3 separate regions of the Homo sapiens genome follow, and all the other regions are linked to region 1. A link is a loop called in an ENCODE intact Hi-C map of the cell type or tissue named here. Cell type or tissue: heart right ventricle. All regions are shown on one strand. Each heading gives the region's core, and the rest is flanking DNA. Links, peaks and the distances in the headings are about the cores only. Region 1 holds the start of LOC105369509 (a long non-coding RNA gene). Region 2 has its middle 59 kb from the start of LINC02703. Region 3 has its middle 52 kb from the start of LINC02702.

Region 1 (5,000 bases), core at 1-5,000:
CAAAAAAGAAAAAAATATATGTATAACTTAGTTGGGAAGACATAACAAATGCATATCAAACGTTAAACAGCATTAAGAAAAAACATTAGTAAAGAGCCAAGGGAGGTTAGAGTAAGGAAACAGAATGCCTGCCCTAAGTCTTGGGGCAGAAATAGAAATATAGAAGGCAGGATCTCAATACACAGAAAGGAGGGGTGCAGGTCGAATGGTGGAGGAAGAATGTCTGTGGTGCATTAAGAGAAACCATGAGCAAGTTGGTTTCTCTGGAAAAGAGAGGTGCTGTTGAGAACTAATAGGATAGCAAGTTGGTAAGTTTGGAAGACAGACAATTATGTGGAAAGAAAGAAATTCTGTTACCTGCAACACCTAATGTCTACAACCTATCAAATTAGCACATGTATTAAGCACTGATAATGCCAGCTAAATCTCAGTCAGAAGCTAAGGAACTGGAGAACATCAAGGACCTAGTTGCAGAAGCATATCAGAGCTGCTGGCCCTGAAAAACCCTGAAAGAGCCGGGAATTAAGAATTTCATCTTTGGACTCAGCCAAGCTTAGACAGACTTGGTTTTAAACTCAGTTTAGCTACTTACTAGTTGTATTAGTGGAAACATTAATTAATTAATTCTCTGTACCTCAATTTCCTCATCTGTAAAATGGTGATAAGGTTAATTTGAAGATGGCATCTTTGAAATGTGTAAGGATTGAATGAAATGGGTAATTTATGTAAAGTTCTTACAAATTCAAATATATAGTCAGTACTTACTTAACGGTTACTAATAATAACAGCAACAGAGTATGTTTCAACCAGACAGAATAAGTTCAATTTAATTTTTTTTCATCTTGAGATGCCATGTAAAATGTTAACTAATGTTCCACTTCTTTAAGAAAAAGTTGGAAAAACACTCATACTTATTTTTAACCTTACTACTGTGAAATGACAGTGCTTCTAATTCTGGCTGTGAAATCTAGTAATCCTTTTAAAAGGATTAAATTGTGAACAAACACATCAGGAAAGAACTTAAATCTAGTGTTTCCTGACTTATTTTGGTTCTGATTAATTAAATTTTTTTCAGAAAGGGTAGAAACCAAGAGTAGGTATAATTGAAGAGTTAATCAGAAAATTAAATAAGGGTACTCATTAACCAAGTGTTTTAGTAATAGAGGTTTTACTGTATTAGGAGTTCCCACTTGTTCTTTTTCTGCAAATGTGGCAGTCGGTTTTATTTTTAAATGCTGACATAAATTGAAAGTCTTTTATAACCTCTGAAGCATGTTTCGCAAAGTGCAGTCCATGGATCCTTGGAGGCTCCCAAATTCCTTTTGAGGGATCGATGAGATGAAAACTGTTCTCATAATACTAAGACGTAATTGCCTTTTTTGGGTGTGTTGACATTTGCTCTGATGGTGCAAAAGCAATGGTGGGGAAAGTTGTGGGAGCCTTAGCCTGAATCGAGTTAGTGGCACTAAACTGTCCTAGAAGTCATTGTATTCTTCACCTCCACATACAGTAAAAAAGAATATCCCTGATGAAGCAGTAAAAATTATTAATTTTATGAAAGCTTGACCTTGAGTTACATGTTTTTAAAAATAGTTTGTGTGAAGGAGAATTACAAATAAAGCATTTTTGCTACATACTTGTCTCAAGGAAGAAGACTGGGGAGATTGAGTTAAACTATAGTTATTCAGACGCGTATTTGGCAGACATTTTCTGGAAAGCAGTGAGCCTGTCATTTTAAGAGAAACAATGGACATTGTTGTCAGTGATAAAATTAAAGATTTCAAGTGGAAATGTGAATTTTTTAAAACTTGCATCTTCCTCTGTGAACTTGACAGCTTCCTAATGAACCATTGACTTTTCTTATGATATTGGTGGTGATACTAATGAATGTGACTTTTTTGATACTGAATAATGAAATGTGTCACCATTTGGAAGAGTGCTGCATAACTCAGTGAACTAATATTTTCCAAATGACCAGTGCATGATTTTAAAACATCATGAGTGGCTAAAAGATCCATTCAAAGTGCAGGATTGACTAATGAATTTTAATGTGACAGAGTATGAGAAGTTCTTTGATGTGGTTTCAGATTCCACAATCCAATTTAACCATGAAGAAGCCACCACTTGTTGAGTTTTGGTATAGTATCAAAGGAGAATAAAACCATAATTATCTGAAAAGACTATTAAAATACTTTTCCTTTTACAACTATATATATACATGAGGCTATTTTATTTCCCATATACTTCAACATAAACAATGGATCACAACAGATTGAATGAAGAAGCAAATGTGAAAAGCCAATTGTTCTCTATTAAGCCAAACTTTAGATTTGCAAAATTCTTTTCTAATTTTTTTGCTGTGGAAAATGTAGTTATTTTCACAAAAACATGTCCTTTGTGTTAACACGCGATGGGTTTATTAAGTGGATTCATAAGATTCTTTAAAAAATATTATCAGTTTTATTTTTAAGAGTTTAAAGTGATCCTGACATTATGAACTTTGAGAACCACACCCCTGACGTGGTAAAATTAAATTTTCCTATGAATTTTTATGGTTTACCAGTGCATGAGATTGCCATCTTGTGACAAAATAGGGAAATGCAAGTATTTTTGAAAAGCTCATCTTTAAGGACTTGGAGTGATTTCTAATGACTACTTGTTGGAAATTTATCAAGAGAAAGATATAAGTTCAGATTTCCAAGGGCTATGTCTTAAAATATATGTGCCAAAAATATTAATTTTCAGAAGGTAAGCAAAAAACAGTTAATTAAATGCATATTTCTAAAGGGCTGACATTGGTTTGGGGCCAGTCTTCTGTTAAGAACACATTTAGTTTTTATGTTCAGTGTGTATATTTCCTATTACACTGAGCCCCTTTGTATGTGATGTTATAGACTACTCGAATGTGTATTTACTGTTCAAAACACTGATAAATGTTTGTGGTGATATTCTGGTGGCATATAGTTGTCCCCCTTTATTCTCAGGGGATGTATTCCAAGATCCCCAGTGGATGTCTGATTCTGAGGATAGTATTGAACCCTATACAGACTATTTTCCCTATACATACATACCTATGATAAAGCTTAACTTATAAATTAGGCACAATAAGAGATTAACAACAACAATAAAACAATTATATCAATATGCTGTAATAAAAGTTATGTGAATGTGGTCTCTCCATCACCTGATGGGGTACTCATCAATTGATGAGTACTGTACTCATCAATTTTTAGACCCCCATTGGCCCAGGGTAACTGAAACCATAGAAAGTAAAACTACAGATAAGGGGGGGACTACTGTATCATCACTTGTGATTGACTTAAGGTTTAGTCATTGGTTGATACCAGAAACTTGGCTGATAATATTCTTCTTTCTAAAGGGAAATGTGATCAATTCTTTATGATGTGGAGTTTAGGTCCACACTCTGGTGAAGAGTTTGAATTTGCTGCCCTTAAATACTACATCACTGTAGTTCTGTGTGATGTGTCCTGTACAAACATGCAGAGTAAACATTGTTCCTTGCCTTCTGCTTTCTTGAGCACTAAAATACACAGTGTAAATATGCACAAACATGTAGAAGGACATATAGACAAATACAGCCTTAGCCAAGTCATGAGAGATGCAGCTGCAAGAAACAGGCTCATGCATAATGAACATTTATGCTATGGCATAGCTTGTGTTTTTGCATCCATGAGCTGTATGAAAAGGAAGGAACCTCACTTCGTTTTCATTCAGTTAGAATGAAGGCCCACTGGTCAGTTTTTTGACTCAATTCAGCTGATTGTTTTCAAAATAACCTGTTCTTTTCTAACAGTTGTGTGTAGGGACAGCTGCACTCTGATGAAATGACTGTGAGCCTATACGCTAACTACTGTACTAATTTTCTGCCTATATTTACTATGTGCCCAGTGACTCTGCTGATGAATATTTTAGACATCTTCATGAATAATGTTACTGCCCACAGTAGAGCTGCTTGCTTGTTTGTAAGGCTGGAAATGCTATCAAGATGATACCGACTCCCATTCTATATACCAACGTGAAAATAATAAAATACCTAAGTAAGGTTGTTGGTCAAGATTGTCTTTGAGGAATCATGGATGCTCTGAAATTGGATGCCAAATTTTACATGTAGGTGGATGTGTGTTTTTGAGAAAACTCCAGAGCTTTTATCAGACTCTCCAAAGGGATTGTGATCTCATAAAGACTAAGAACCACTAGATAAGCTTTATAGTTTTGAAAGTGCTTCTCCATACATTTTTATTTGATCCTCCCAATGATTTTCAGGGAGGCATGTTGGGCATTCTCTCTCTTTCTCTCTCGATCTCTCAACAGAAGAGCATGACTCAGAGCTTAAGTGGTTTTGTGCTTCATCCTGTAGGCACTGGGAGCCTTTGAGGGTTTTAAGTGAGGAAGTGATCTGATCAGATCGTCCTTTAGAGAGATTGCCCTGGTGGTAGTGTAGAGGATGTTTTAGGGGAGTAGGAGGCTAATTAGGACACCATTGGGAAAATCAGGTAAGAAAAGATGGTTGGCCTTGAGTTTGTTGCAGTCAGATTGGAAAAGAGGGGAGGAATTTGCTAAACAGCTTTGATTTTGAAGAACTGATGGGACATCAGGGAGAAAAGACCAGTAAGCAATTGGACGTTCTAGTCTGGGACTGGTGAGGTGAGGAGGACCTCGCACAGGGTGTATAGAGTGAGAAGTGAAGAGTTCCTGGGGAGAAAATGTCAGCTAGTGTTTGGCTGGAGTGATGGTCTTAGGGAAGCGCAGGGAGATCCAGGAACATCGCTTTTTTCCCCCCATTCTCTGTATTCCTGGGTTGACAAGTAGGGATTAAATATATTTTTTAACCCTCTTCATTTACTATCAGATTATTTATATTTTTATTTCTCAAGGACTTTAAATTTATGAAGTTTACAAAAATCAGTCATACCACTCTAATCTACCTTCTGCTCAGTGGAGGCGTCAAGCAAAGGATGGGTTAAGGGTACTCCCCTATA
Region 2 (6,709 bases), core at 997-5,996, 640 kb before region 1:
TCCCTGCAACTGTCTCTAAGGAATCTCTGCATCCTTTGAAATTCAGAGCCAACCCCACCCATTTTCCAAATAAAGAAACTGAGGTACCCAAAGGAAAAGTGGCCTGTCTAAGCCAGAACAGGCACCCAGGCTATTGTATATGTGCTCTGTGGAGACAATGAGTTCACACATGGTAGGTGCAGGAAGCGTTGGATGAATGAAGCATTGGAGGGAGGCGGCAGGAGAGGGGGAGTTGTTGATTCCCAGGCTGTGTGGGCCTGGAAAGAGTCATGAGCAACACCCGTGAGGAAGGATGCTGCACCAGAATCAAATGTATTGTATTTAAATATTCCCCAAGTCATTTTGTGTATTTAAGTCTTAATTCATCTCCTCTAAATCTCTCCAGCTACATTAATGTGATGACTTTGACAGAAAGATGAATAACATTATTAAAGAAGCTTGTGAGCAAATTTCACTCATAAAAATCTCTCATCCACTCACGTGCTCTGCAATGCCCACTCCATGTTTGTTTCTGTTGACTTCCCAAGTGTCTGCTGAGCTGGGCCTCAGGTTGCCGGAGGAAGTACGTGGGAGGGTCAGAGGAGGGAGGAGGATGCATTTCACACCCACTCTTAAATCTTTCCCTTTCGTTAAGAAAATAAATACATCATTTGAACCAAGAGTCTCCAGGAGTGCCAAGATTCAGGCTGAAGAGAAGGAGAAGGCAATGCAGAGCCTGCTTCAAGAAAAACCTCCAGTGGGTGCACAGAATGGGAAGCACAAACAGCAAGTGACTAGGGAGGGTGTCCTCCTCGGTGACCCACGACTCAGGACAGGAGGGACCCTAGCTACAAAGTCATCTTCTGGGGATTCCTCCCAACTGACGCTTTTCAAAATGCTGGCACAGGCCCAGCTGGAGACAGCTCTGGAAGCTGCCATCACATCCTGTTCCTCCTCCCAGAGCCCTGCTTGGCCTCGCTGGCTAGGGATTTATGCCCCTCTTTGCCAAGCCGCCCTGATGAATTGCTTCCAGGATGGCAGCGAAGTCAATGGTATTCATCTCACCGACGTCTTAACCTTCTCCTTTAAATCATTGCTCATGTTGGCAGCCGTTTGTTCGCTCCTGACAGCCTGGCCTGGGCCTGGCTGCTCCATTAATGAGACTCCCAGCCAGAGAAGAGCCTGCAGGGCTTGGCAGGGGCTAGAGGAGCCTCTGCAACCTTCTCCTCGAATGCCATCCCTTCTTTACCTGGCCAAGCTTCCATTTGGTCACCTGGAGTCGGGGAATCTAACCTTAGAGCCCCAAAGGATCCTCCTGTCAGGCACACCTCTCACCTATCACTTACCATATTATTTAAAAAGTATCTGTTGATATTACCAGGCTATTAGCGCTTCTAGGCCATGGACGTGCATGCTTCCTCTCAGTATTCCCAATGCCTAGTGGAGTGGCTGGCTCATAATAGGTACTCAGTGGCTATTTGGTAAACAAACTGTTTAAATTGTGGAGTGGATACAACTTCTTTGGAAAACTACTTGGCAGTCTCTGCTGAAGCTAACGATACCTATGCTGTATGACTCACTGGAGTTTATATCCAACAAAAAGTGCTTGTGTCTACCAAAGACATGTACAAGAATGTTCATGGCAACCTTATTCCTATAGGCCTAAACTAAAAATTGCCCAAATGTCTATCAACAGTAAAATAGGCAAATAAATTACAGGCATGTTTATTCAATGATTCGATTGCATTTGCGTTAATGCAGCAATGAAAAAGGACAAAGTACTATTCATACAATATGGATGAATTTAACATTTAAAATGTCAAACAAAAGATGGCAGATACAAAAGAGTATGTAGTGTATGATTACATTTATATGAAATTCCAAGACATGCAAAAGTTATCTATGATAATTAGAGGTCAGAATGGTTATCTTGGAGGTGGTGGTTATTGACTGGGAGGAGATATGAGGAAGCCCTCTAGGGTATTGGAAATGTTCTAAATTTTGATCTGGGTGGTAGTTATACAGGTGTATACATATGTACTAAATTCACTGGGCTATACACTTATTACCTGTTTACTTTACTGCATGTAAGTTAAACCTTATTAAAAATGGTTAAGAAAATCTGAAATGGTTCTCAATCATTTTGTAATCTGCGCCTCAATGTAATCTCACACTACTGCATATCTAAAACCAGACAAAACTGTTACATTGAGTTGTTTCTATGTTTTAGATTATGAAAACAATTGATATATTGCGTGTGCATTTTTTTACTCAAGAGAATGCCCTCTAGAAATTTTAAACATATCGCTCCCCACTTCCCAACACCCTGAGTACAAATCATCACATTCGAGAATATTTACTTCTTAGCACAAAAGAGACTCATTGCTTCCCAAGACCATGTCTCATTACAGTGAGATTGTAGGTACTAAGAAGAATTAGTAGCTCATAAAGATACGGGAGTTGGGAGGGGTAGGAAGCTGTCATAGTGGAGAAGCAAAGAGGGTTTGTGTCCAAGAACCTCAGCATCCTTAAGAGGTCTGAATTCAAGGTCTTTCCCAAGAAGAGCAAGGGGTATAGAACATCCCTTACCTTATCTCAGCTTAGTTCCCTGAAAACTAAGCCGTGTGCCTTGTGAATTCAGATGCTACTGGATATACATGGGGCTGACAGCTTGAACCACTGCAATCAGTTTGGGTGAAGACAGGAGCTATGAGGGAACAAAGGTATCAAAGCCAGGTCCAAAGACAAGGGCTGGCACTCAGGAATGGTAATAAATGGAGCAACAGAGCTGCCAACAGCTCCTTGGCCTTAAAGCTTCAGCCTGGGTGCAAAATTCAAAAATCTCAAGAAAGAGACCTGATTGGCCCAGATTGAGTCAGTTGACTGTCTCTAGACCTATCTAGGCTGAGACCAGAGAGGAAGACCCAGTATTTTAAATGACTGCTCCTGCATTTAACATGGGGACGGTGGATGCTAGGTGCTATTGAATGAGCAGTGTCCTTAAGGCAGGGCTGGTCAGAGACAATACAATAAATACCCTTTATAAGAAACCTAGAAAGCAAGTGGTTCTTTCTTCAATCTACAGTTGTAGGCAGAATCGGATAAACATTATTTTCTCCTAACACTGTGACCATAAGATACCTATACTTGGTTGATGTAACCTATATATTAACTTCTGTTACGGTGAGAGTTTGTTCATAGTTTGACCTTGTTTTGTTTCCTAGTTCTTCAGTCTGTCTGCCATTTGGCACCCTGGTACCTCAATCTTGTTATTTTGACAATTTCTTGCCTGGATCCAGCATTCATTTACTTCAGTCAACTCCTAGTTGTTGGGTCTACAGTCCAAACGGAAGGGTATGATGGTGGAAACTTGACTGCATATTGTTGAGTTGCTGATACCATCTTGGTAGGTGAGGAGTTTCTTCTTGGGTAACCCATTTAACCTCTTTGAGTCTTATTTATCTTCAGGTAAAAATCAAATAATATTAACATAAAATTCTATCTGCCTTCTTCATTACATCCCTTCGTTTGATCCTCACAACAAATCTATGAGATGGGCAGATATTTGTTAATACAACTCTTTTCTTACATTTGAAGAAAATGAGACTGGGAAAGGTCAAACAAGTTGCTCAGAGTTCTAGATACCGGTGTTAAGTGGTAGATCTCGGATTCAAATTCAGGTCTTCTGATTACAAATCCTCTATTTGCCTAAAGATGGAAGGTTGAGCCAACCAAGTGACTTGTCAGATTCCTTCCAGATTTAAAATCTACAATTCTGTAGAAAATAACAATATTAAGGTAATATTAGCTAACATTTATTCAGTGTTTGCTATGTTACAGGCACAATTCTAAGCATTCTATACATGTAGCTCATTTTATTCACATAATAACCTCATGCTGTACATACTATAATTATGACCGTTTTATGGATGAGAAAACCAAGTCATAAAGAACCAATTACCTTGCCCAAGTTCAAATAGTGAATAAGTGATAGATCTAGAATTCTAATGCAGACTTTCTGGCTTCAGAGCCTGGGTTCTTAACCCCTACTGCCTCCTAGGGTGACAAGAGAAACTTCCTTTAGAACTCTCAAAACAATAGGGACTGTCTGCTCTCTGTCCCTGGGATTACATAGCAGAGCCTCATTGAAGGTTTGACAAATCCTACCAAGGGGATCCAGGGCTCCATGGGAGGGTGATATAGCACTAAACACCTCTAATAATTAGGATGAGAGGTGGTGCAAGATGAAAGGAAAGGAGAAAATGCACTTAAACAGCATACACTGTGAAGAAGAAGGCAAGAAGTGAAGCATGGATTTGGGGGTTCCAATAGGGTTTGAATACTCACTATGTGTTTGGCGTGGATAAATGGCCTAACATTGTTGAACCTCAAGTTCCTCATCTGTAAAATGGGAATAACAATAATCCCTACCTCCTGGGTCTAAGGTGAGGATGCACATGAAGTACTTAGCACAGTGTGTAATATAATAAGTGCTCAATTAATACGTGGTAGCTAGAAATGTTAGATTGGATGAAAGATTAAAGCAAATGAAAACCCCTTGGCTGCGCAGCTTTGTTTCCAAGGAGCTTGCATTCCAAGAGGGGAAGTAAGCCAGAAGAAGAGCATTTGTTGGGCATTCCTATGTGCTCCTCAGAGCAAAGAAGTGCAGCTTGGAATGAGTACTGTTTCAGTCCAGCCAGGAGGGGTAGCGATGGGACCTGGAGGAAACCAAGACACCAGGTAGTGTGCTCTTAACCCAAGGAGAGAGTTTCCCTCTCCATACACCTGGAGAAGATAAAGCCACATCGCTTAAGGAAGGAGCCTCAGTTAACATCCTGGCCCAGCCCTTTATTAGTTGGTTACCTTGAGCAGGTGAGTTACATTCTCTGGTGTACAGCAAGAGGACAGGAAAACAGGTACCTAGGGCTCTAGTCCAGTGCCTGGCACATAGGAGGCACGGTGTCCCTCTTTAGGTGGCCGTTAGTATCATCAGCAGTGGAGACATTACAGTGATGCCATGAAACGTCTGCGCCATCCCTTTCCCTAAACCAGGAGGGACACTATACCTGCTGCCCTTCCCCATCCACCACAAAGAGCAACCCTGGTGAATCTTCCTTCCCCACTGCCTGGATTTGAAACCTTAAGAAATTCTCTTTCTGCTTTACCCTACAACCCACTAGGACACACCAAATATAGCAGAAATCGTACTGTAATTAGAGCCGGTTGAACTAAGCTTTGGGTAATTCACTCAAATATCTCTTGAGCCTCCGTTTCTTCATCTATAAAATGAGAAAGACAATTTTTGAAAGGGTAGTTGTGAGAACGAAACTAGATATCATTTGCACAGATTGATGGTCAAGGTTACTTGAATCTGCCATGAATCTGGAGGGTTGGGCTTTCTTTACCTCCTTATCTCAACCCTCTGTGCATCTTTCCTTCATGCCCTAAAGGGAACATAGCACTGCTGCATGCAGCATATTCTTGTTCTACACAATGGGCACACTCAGAGCTTGGCCTCTGCATGTACACATGCACATATGTACACACACACACACGAGTGCATGGCACACGGGCATCTCCAGGTCATGCCCCCCCCGACACATACGTGCACTGCACACAGACATATCCAGTTCATGCGCGCGCGCGCGCGCGCACACACACACACACACACACACACACACACACACACACGGTATGGCCGCCGTGTGGCGAAACAGCAGCAGGAGGAAATTCCCCCGTCCTCTCTCCCTATGTCGCTTTGTTCTGCCTGCACAGGCAACAAATTAAAACAAGAACCCCCCACCGCCCAGAGCTGCCTGAGCTTCTGCCACATCGGCTCTAATAATAGCTGAGCAGAAAGGCCCCCTGTCCGTCAGGCCCGGGAGCCAGGAGGCAGCGCTTTTCATTCGCAGCCAGAGAAGCGGCTGGGAGCTTTTGCTGTGTTTATTTGGTGTGACTTTGGGGCGATTATATATTGTTTCTTGTCCTCTCTCTAAGTGCTTCATCAGAGGTTGGGGGAGAACAAGGGGTGAAGGGGCAGTAGTGGGAAGGAAAGCAAAAAAGAAATTCAACTTCCTGAGAATACACACACACACGGGGCGCTCCGTCAATGCAGCACCAGCACACGGCAAAATTGAACTTCCCCTGCCTCACAGTGGTCTTTGAAAGCATTCAATTATCTGTCTGCACCTATAGAAAATGTTAGGGATTGCTTCCAGAAGCCTTTAAAAGGGTCTATACATAACAGAGGCGCACGCACACTCTCAGCGGCAGGCTGAAAAACAACAACAATCTATTCATTTACCTTTGAAAAAGCCAAAAAGGTATAAATTCTGCCCAGAAATCAATCTTCCTCTCTCTTTCTTTCTTTGTCTTTTGCCACATCCCTTCCCCACCTCTCACCCTGTCGCATGCTTATTTATTTATTTTTCAGCTAAGGCCACAGAAGGAGCCAAAGAAGGCAATGTTAATGCAGAGGAAAGAAGCTGAGTTTATTTTGCTGGAAATGCTGGGTCCACTCAGGCAAAGCAAAGGCTCCTCAAACTGGTTCCCTGCAGGTCTCCCATTCAAATGGAATGCATTTTCATGGCACACCCACTGTGGCACAGCACCAAGCACTGCAGTGGATGCCACTTTACTGGGTTCTCCAAATGAATCTTTGAAGTGAATGGTGTTCCTCCCACTTTGCAGATAAGGAAAGTGAGGCCCTATTCAGATCTTCTGTCTCTCA
Region 3 (6,709 bases), core at 1,038-6,037, 1.4 Mb before region 1:
GAAGATGCCCATCCCGGCCTGCAGGACGGGAAGCATGAGGGCAGGGTCTGGAGGTGGCTCCTGAGGAGGCTTATTGGGGACCCTTCCTTCAAGACCATGATTTTGGGGTTCCCCTTCTGGGGACTGGTCCCTGGCTGTACCCAGGCTAGCTGGGGGCTTGGGATGCAGGGGCTGAGGGACAGGCCGAACTCCTGCCGGGAGGGTGCACACGAACTCAAGGTTTCTTATTGCAAGGCAGAGAAGGGGTTAGAAAGGAAGCCCTCATCCCATGGGTGATCACTAAGGCAGAGACAGATGAGGAGTCTTCTCTGGTGAGGGGGTGAGGGGGTGAGGGGGTGGGTGTGAGGGGGTGGGCCCCGCCCCTCTGCACATCTGTGGCAGGTGGAGCCTCCTGCAGGCACTCTGTGTTTCCAGGAGGGTTTTCTGCCTTCAGCATCTTTGAAATGACCCGGGCAAGGCGAATGGGCCCTCCTGCCTTCTTTCTTTCTCTCTCCCATTCTGCCTAGGAGGATTGGGGTATGGGAGTGTGGGGGGAGGGAGATGGTGGGGGAGCATAGGGGGGCATAGATGAGGAGAAGATAGCCCAGGTAGGAGTTGCCCTCTTGGCTCTGCCCTCTTGGAGCTGCCCTCTTGGTGGGGCATAGATGAGGAGAAGATGGCCCAGGTAGGAGCTGCCCTCTTGGATCTGCCCTCTTGGAGCTGCACTCTTGGCAGGGCATAGATGAGAAGAAGATGGCTGAGGTAGGAGCTGCCTTCTTGGCTCTGTTCTGCCTGAAGAGCAGCTTCTGCTGACCTCTCCAGAAGGGGTGGTGTTTTCTGATCACCTTTCGGCTTCTCAAACCGGGTGGGCTTTGCACAGACGGTGCAGCAGGAAGGAAGGAAGAGTGGATGAGAGAAGGAGCACACAAGAGAACAGTGAAATTCCTAAACAGGTGAGAAGCCTCCTGTGAATTCCAGACCCAAAAGTTCCCTGGAGGAGCACTGAGAGGCGGGGAGCCCTGCTGGGCAGGGCCCATTTCAGTGCCTTCCAGGGCCCTGGTGTTCCCGCCTGTGGGTCCCTTGGAGGCCGGAGGGCCACAGCAACTGCCTGAGTGGCTGCCCCGTTGTGTGCACCTCCTCTCTCCTCCCTCCCTCCCTGGGTCTCCAGCCAGCCCGCTGGCTTGATGAATTAGCCCCATAGATATTCCGTTGGGAAAACAAACACACATCATATATATCTTTGACAAGTTATTATTCTCCCTTATCAGGATTCGGGTGCATTCCTCGCCTGCCATTACTCACGCTGCACACCCGCCCTACCTGGGACTGGGCACTGAGCTCACCAAGGTAGCACCTGGCCAGGCTGGCTGCGTGCCCTGCCCTGCATCTGGGTTGGGCCGTGAGTGTGTGTGTGTGTGCATGTGTGTGCATGCGTGTGTGCATGTGGTTCCAGGCTGGAGCCAGAACAGGAACCACCCTGGCCCTGCTTTGGCCCACTAGACTGACCAAATACTTCTCCAGGCAGGGACTGGTGTGGCTCAAGATGAAACTGATGGTGTTCTGGGCCTTTCGCTCTCTCACTGGAGCCAGGAGTGGAAGTTTTGTTCCAGGGATTGCTCTGGTTTGGGCCTCACCCATATCCACTTACTGGGCTCCCCCTTGCTGCTGGGCCCTCCCCCAGCCTCCTGGCAGGACAGATCCCCCTGCCACCACCCACCAATGCCTGTGCTTCTTGGAGCCCACAGTGGCTCCTCCAGGGCTGCCCCCTTGGCCTATGTGGTAGGAGGGTCAGGGGCTGATGAATGAGATGTAGGTGAGTATCAGTGCTCTCAGCCAGGCTGTTGGGCTGTGATTTGTCATCTCTCACCCAGCACATTCCCACTTCCCCAGAGGCAGGCTCCATATTAACAAGTCCTCTACTTAGGAATATAAATGGGGCAGTTGGAATTGCTCCTGAGAGCCGGAAGATGCGAATGCATTCAGGCCTTGGAGATGGGAGCCAGGAGGGGAGCAGGGGGAGGGCTTCATGCCGAGGTGCCCTCAGACCAGCTGGGAGGGCAGCACCCCATCAGCCTGATTCTGAGGTGGGGACCTCAGAGGAAGGGAGGTCCCTGCTGCCTGGTCTGGGGCTGGGCCGGGGGTGGCTGCTCCTCAGGGCTGATGGGCCTGTCCCCCTGCTCTTTCAGGCGGGACCTTCCACCAGAGAGACTTCAGCTGCTGTGCCCTGAGAGGCTGCTCCCGCAGCAGGAGTTTTCGTGCCGTCACAGCGACTGCTGATGGGTCATTTCTACCAGCCCTGTTAGCTCTCCCCTGTCTCCAGCTCAGGCTGTGCATTCCTGGGAACCTTCCCTTCCCTCCCTTGGGCCACCTGCCTGGACCCTCACGGTGCCTTGGATCAAACAGCAGTGCTGGGAGAAGAGAGGCAGCCTTGCTGGGCCGGCGTTGCTCTGGCCTCCAAGGCTGAGTCCTCAGGTGGACTTGCTGCAGCCAGTTGAGCAGGTTCTGGTGTCCTGGCCTGGGCGACACTCTGAGGGGGTGGGCACCAGAGATATTTATGGTGCAATCCCTGCCTTCAGAGGCTCCGGTTCACTGGGGGGACGGCTGGGGAGGGGAGAACCGATGGTCTTGAAAGGTGTGCTGGGCGCTGAGAGGTGACCTTGGTACTCCTGGCAGGAGATCAGGGAAGGGAGAGACTGTGGACTGAGCACCATGGTGTGGAGGGAGGGCTCAGTGAAGGCTTCCTGGAGAGGCAGAGTGCTGGGGCGTGCAGGATGGAGAGGAGTGGGGGAGAGCCTTGGAGGGAGGCCACAGGCCAAGTGTGGGGAAGTGTTCTGGACATTCATTCAGAGTTCTGGTTATTGTCCCAGGGCCAGAATCCTGCTTCTTGGGGTCAGCTTCCTCCTGACTTCTAATGCTCCCTTCAGCTGGGGGGATGGATGGGAGGCAGATGAGGTGAAAAGGATGAGATGGAGTCAGGTATGGTTTGGTCTTTTGGGGCCGCAGCTTTCAGTCCCCTCAATTCCAGTACCTGGATAAAGTCTCCAAGCCTAGGGGCCTGCTGCCATCTCAGTGGGTGTGTGTGCCCATTGGGCGTAGGTTCCCACTTCACCTGGGGCTCAGGCCCCGGGCACCTGGCTGGCCTGGGTGGGTGTGGAGGTGTCTGGTGCAGTTAGCTTCATGGCCACTAGAGGGGAGTCCAGGCCCGTGTTTCTCTCCTTCCAGCGACGGTGGGCCTAGGCAGGGAAGAGATCGGGGTGCGGGGTGCTGGTGCTGGTGTCCACGTTGGCGTTCTTTGTGCTGGGAATGAGGGTGCCTGTTCTGCTTCCTATTAATGCCTGAGCTCTTCAGTTCCAAGTTAGGGATGAAAAATCTCTGGAAATCTGGGAGCCCTGGAAAAAAGGCATTATTTAAACATTTAATATCTACAATACTTTTCTTCTTCTTTTAGATACAGGGTCTTGCTCTGTCATTCAGGCTGGAGTGCAGCAGCGCGATTATAGCACACTACAACCTGGAACTCCTGGGTTCAAGCCATCCTCCTGCCTCAGCCTCCCAAGTAGCTGGGACTACAGGCACGTGCAACCACACCCAGCTAATTTTGTTTACGTTTTTGCTGTTTTTTTTTTCCCTTGTAGAGATGGGGTTTTGCTATGTTACCCAGGCTGGTCTTGAACTCCTGGGCTCAAGCAATCCTCCCACCTTAGCCTCCCCATAGCACTGGGATTACAGGTGTGAGCCACTGTGCCTGGTGACAATTCTTATTTTAGTCCCTTTTACAAAAATAGGTTATGAATGTAGAGGACCCTGTGGTGGGTGGTCAAAGGCACAGCCTTTGGTGTAACGTAGACTGCCTGGGTGGGATTCCAGCTTCACTGCCTAGTGGCTGGGTAACCTTGGGCAGGTCAAATAACATCTCTAAGGCTTGGTTGCTCCCACTGTAAAATGTGGGTTATGATGCCTAGGCATAACCACATAGGCATAGGCATAAAACACAAGGGTCATTTAGCACATGCCTGCCATATAGTAAGGATTCCAGTGTAGCTTTTTAGTTTTCCTGATAAGCAATCACATTTGATTAAGATGTGATATGGTTTGGCTGAGTCCCCACCTAAATCTCATCTTGAATTGTAGTTCCCATAATCCCCACGTGTCGTGGGAGGGACCAGGTGGAGATAATTGAATCATGGGGCCTGTTTCCCTCCTCCTGTTCTCGTGGTAGTGAATTAGTTCTCACGAGATCGGATGGTTTTATAAGGGGCTTTCCCCGCTTCTCTGGGCCCTCATTCTTCTCCTTCCTGCCACCGTGTGAGGGGAGATGTGTTTGCTTTCCCTTCTGCCATGACTGTAAGTTTCCTCCCAGCCCTGTGGAACTGTGAGTCGATTCAACCTCTTTTCTTTATAAATTACGCAGTCTTGGGCAGTTCCTTTTTTCTTTTTTTGAGATGGGGCCTGGTTCTGTTGTCCAGGCTGGAGTGCAGTGGTAAAATCTCAGCTCACTGCAACCTCTGCTTCCCGTGTTCAAGCGATTCTTATGCCTCAGCCTCCCAAGTAGCTGGGATTACAGGCATGCACCATCACGCCTAATTTTTAGTAGAGATGGGGTTTCACATGTGGCCAGGCCGGTCTGGAACTCCTGACCTCAAGTGATCCGCCAGCCTCAGCCTCCCAAAGTGCTGGGATTACAGGCGTGAGCCACCATGCTTGGGCAGTTCTTTATAGCAGCATGAGAACAAGCTAATACAAGATGAAAGAGTAAAGGCCCAAATTTAAAGAAAAACACTATTTTCTCTTCCATTAGCATTTTAAAGATACTTCCCCCACCCACCAGCCCCGGCCATGAAGAAATTAGAAAAACTTGCTTCAACCCTGATATTTTCTAGGCCTTAATACAAAAATGAATGACTGCCAATTTGCACCTTCATTTATGTCTCATATTTCCTGAGGTGTGATTGCCTGCTGGGCACCCCAGGCCCCTCTGCAACTGAGTGGGGACACTCAGGCTGCTAGGATGCTGGCACCAGGGAGTCCTCTAGCTCCGGCTGTCCTCCCCAGCTACACATTAGTATCATCTGGGCGCTGTAGAAAAGACCAGTGCCTGAGCCCCACCCCCAGAGGTGCTTATTCACTTGGTCTGGGGTGGGGCCCAGGTGCTGGACTGATTCGAAGCTCTCTGGGTGATTCACGGAGCATCCAGGGTTCAGGACCTTTGCCTGGAAGTTTTCCTCTGGTGGAGGGAGATGTCCCAGTGTCTTCTCACTGTGGGCTCACAGAATTCTGTACACATTCAGGAGGAGACATTTGGCTTGGTGTAGGCAAGCCCATTGGGTCATTCATAAGGGGGCCTTGGTTCTGGTCCTGGCTTAGTTGTTGACTCTGGAGAGCCTCTTGGTAAGCACCCTGCCCCCTGGGCCTCAGTGTCCTCATCTGTCAAAGGGGATGAATGGCACCTGTTGCGCCTAAGGGTCATGTGGCCTGGGGATCAGATGCAGCAATGTGTATGCTTCCGAAGGTTGTGAAGCTGAGATACCCACAGGCGGTTTCTCTCACCTGCCCTTTCAGAGAGTGGGGATGAGTTCGTTTGCAAGGCTGCTATAACAGACCCCTCCGCACGGGGTGGCTTAAACAACAGAAATGCACGGCCTCATCGTTCTGGAGGCTAGAATCCAAGATTTCGGAATCAAGGCAGAGTTAGTGTCTTCTCTGGGTAGTGAGGGGAGGATCGGGTCCAGGCGCCTCTGCTTGGCTGTGGATGGCTGTCTTCTTCCCCAGGCCTCTCTGCTTGGCTGTGGATGGCTGTCTTCTTCCCCAGGCCCCTCTGCTTGGCTGTGGATGGCTGTCTTCTTCCCCAGGCCTCTCTGCTTGGCTGTGGATGGCTGTCTTCTTCCCCAGGCCTCTCTGCTTGGCTGTGGATGGCTGTCTTCTTCCCCAGGCCCCTCTGCTTGGCTGTGGATGCTCTTCCCTTGGGGCATATCTCTGTGTCCACATTTCCCCTTTCTATAAGGACGCCAGTCATGTTGGATTAGGGCTCACCCTAACAACCTTTTTAACTCATGACCTGAGTTTTAATAACCGGATTTTTGTTTTGTTTTGTTCTTAAGACAGCATCTTGCTGTCACTCTGGCTGGAATGCAGTGGTGCAGTCACGACTCACTACAGCCCCCACTTCCCACCTCGGCCTCCCAAGTAGCTGGGACTACAGACTACAGGCATGTGCCACCATACTTGGCTAATTTTTTTTTTTTTTTTGTAAAGATGGGGTTTTGCCTTCTTGCTCAGACTGATCTTGAACTCCTGGGCTTAAGTAATCCACTTACCTTGGCCTCCCAAAGTGCTGGGATTACACGCATGAGCCACTGCGCCCAGCCTTAATGACCTGATTTTGATTTGGTTACCTCTGTAATCAAGGATCTGTCTCCAGTAAGATCTGAGACCACATTCCTGAGGTGCTGGGGGTTGGGACTTCTGTGCAGCAATTTTAGAGGACACAATTCAACCCATTGCAGGGAGCAGGAGAGTGCCTGAGTGCTTAGTTCAGAAAAGAGCAATGCAAACAACCCGCAAAAGACACTGCTGGGGGTCAGCGTAGAAGGGTGGGCAGGGACTTGGCCCAGCTTCCCTCTCTCTCAGAGAAACCCTCCCTCACCACTCTATCTCCTCACTTGGGCCTCCCGGACTGATTTGCCTTCTAAGTATTGGGAGGGTGAAGGGTCAAAGTGTCACGTGACCCTGC

Evidence for each region. A loop is a pair of places that touch in the nucleus more often than their neighbours do. Peaks named below come from ENCODE experiments on the same cell type or tissue, not always from the same donor. Only the 100,000 strongest peaks of a DNase experiment are listed, where the experiment ranks them.
Region 2: it touches region 1 in a loop (6-fold over the local background); 3 of 110 quality-filtered maps call a loop at or near these places.
Region 3: it touches region 1 in a loop (5-fold over the local background); 25 of 110 quality-filtered maps call a loop at or near these places.

What each region holds. Positions count from the first base shown.
Region 1 is chr11:115,332,673-115,337,672 of GRCh38, reverse strand. The region is part of intron 1 of CADM1 (cell adhesion molecule 1); the gene reads left to right. It overlaps LOC105369509 (a long non-coding RNA gene), which reads right to left and starts at 4,096. Exons shown (of 2, transcript NR_135108.1): 1 at 4,055-4,096. In heart right ventricle, for the core only: CTCF peaks have their summits at 2,362 and 2,571 (motif pointing left); no DNase peak of the experiment used is centred there.
Region 2 is chr11:115,974,797-115,981,505 of GRCh38, reverse strand. No RefSeq gene overlaps it. Among named protein-coding and RNA genes, the nearest start is that of LINC02703, 59 kb to the right of the region's middle. RefSeq lists enhancers at 512-1,011, 1,012-1,513. In heart right ventricle, for the core only: no CTCF peak of the experiment used is centred there; no DNase peak of the experiment used is centred there; H3K4me3 peaks cover 604 bases; H3K27me3 peaks cover 1,244 bases.
Region 3 is chr11:116,688,334-116,695,042 of GRCh38, reverse strand. No RefSeq gene overlaps it. Among named protein-coding and RNA genes, the nearest start is that of LINC02702, 52 kb to the right of the region's middle. RefSeq lists an enhancer at 6,294-6,709. In heart right ventricle, for the core only: a CTCF peak has its summit at 3,163 (motif pointing right); a DNase peak (open chromatin) is centred at 3,172; H3K27me3 peaks cover 1,067 bases.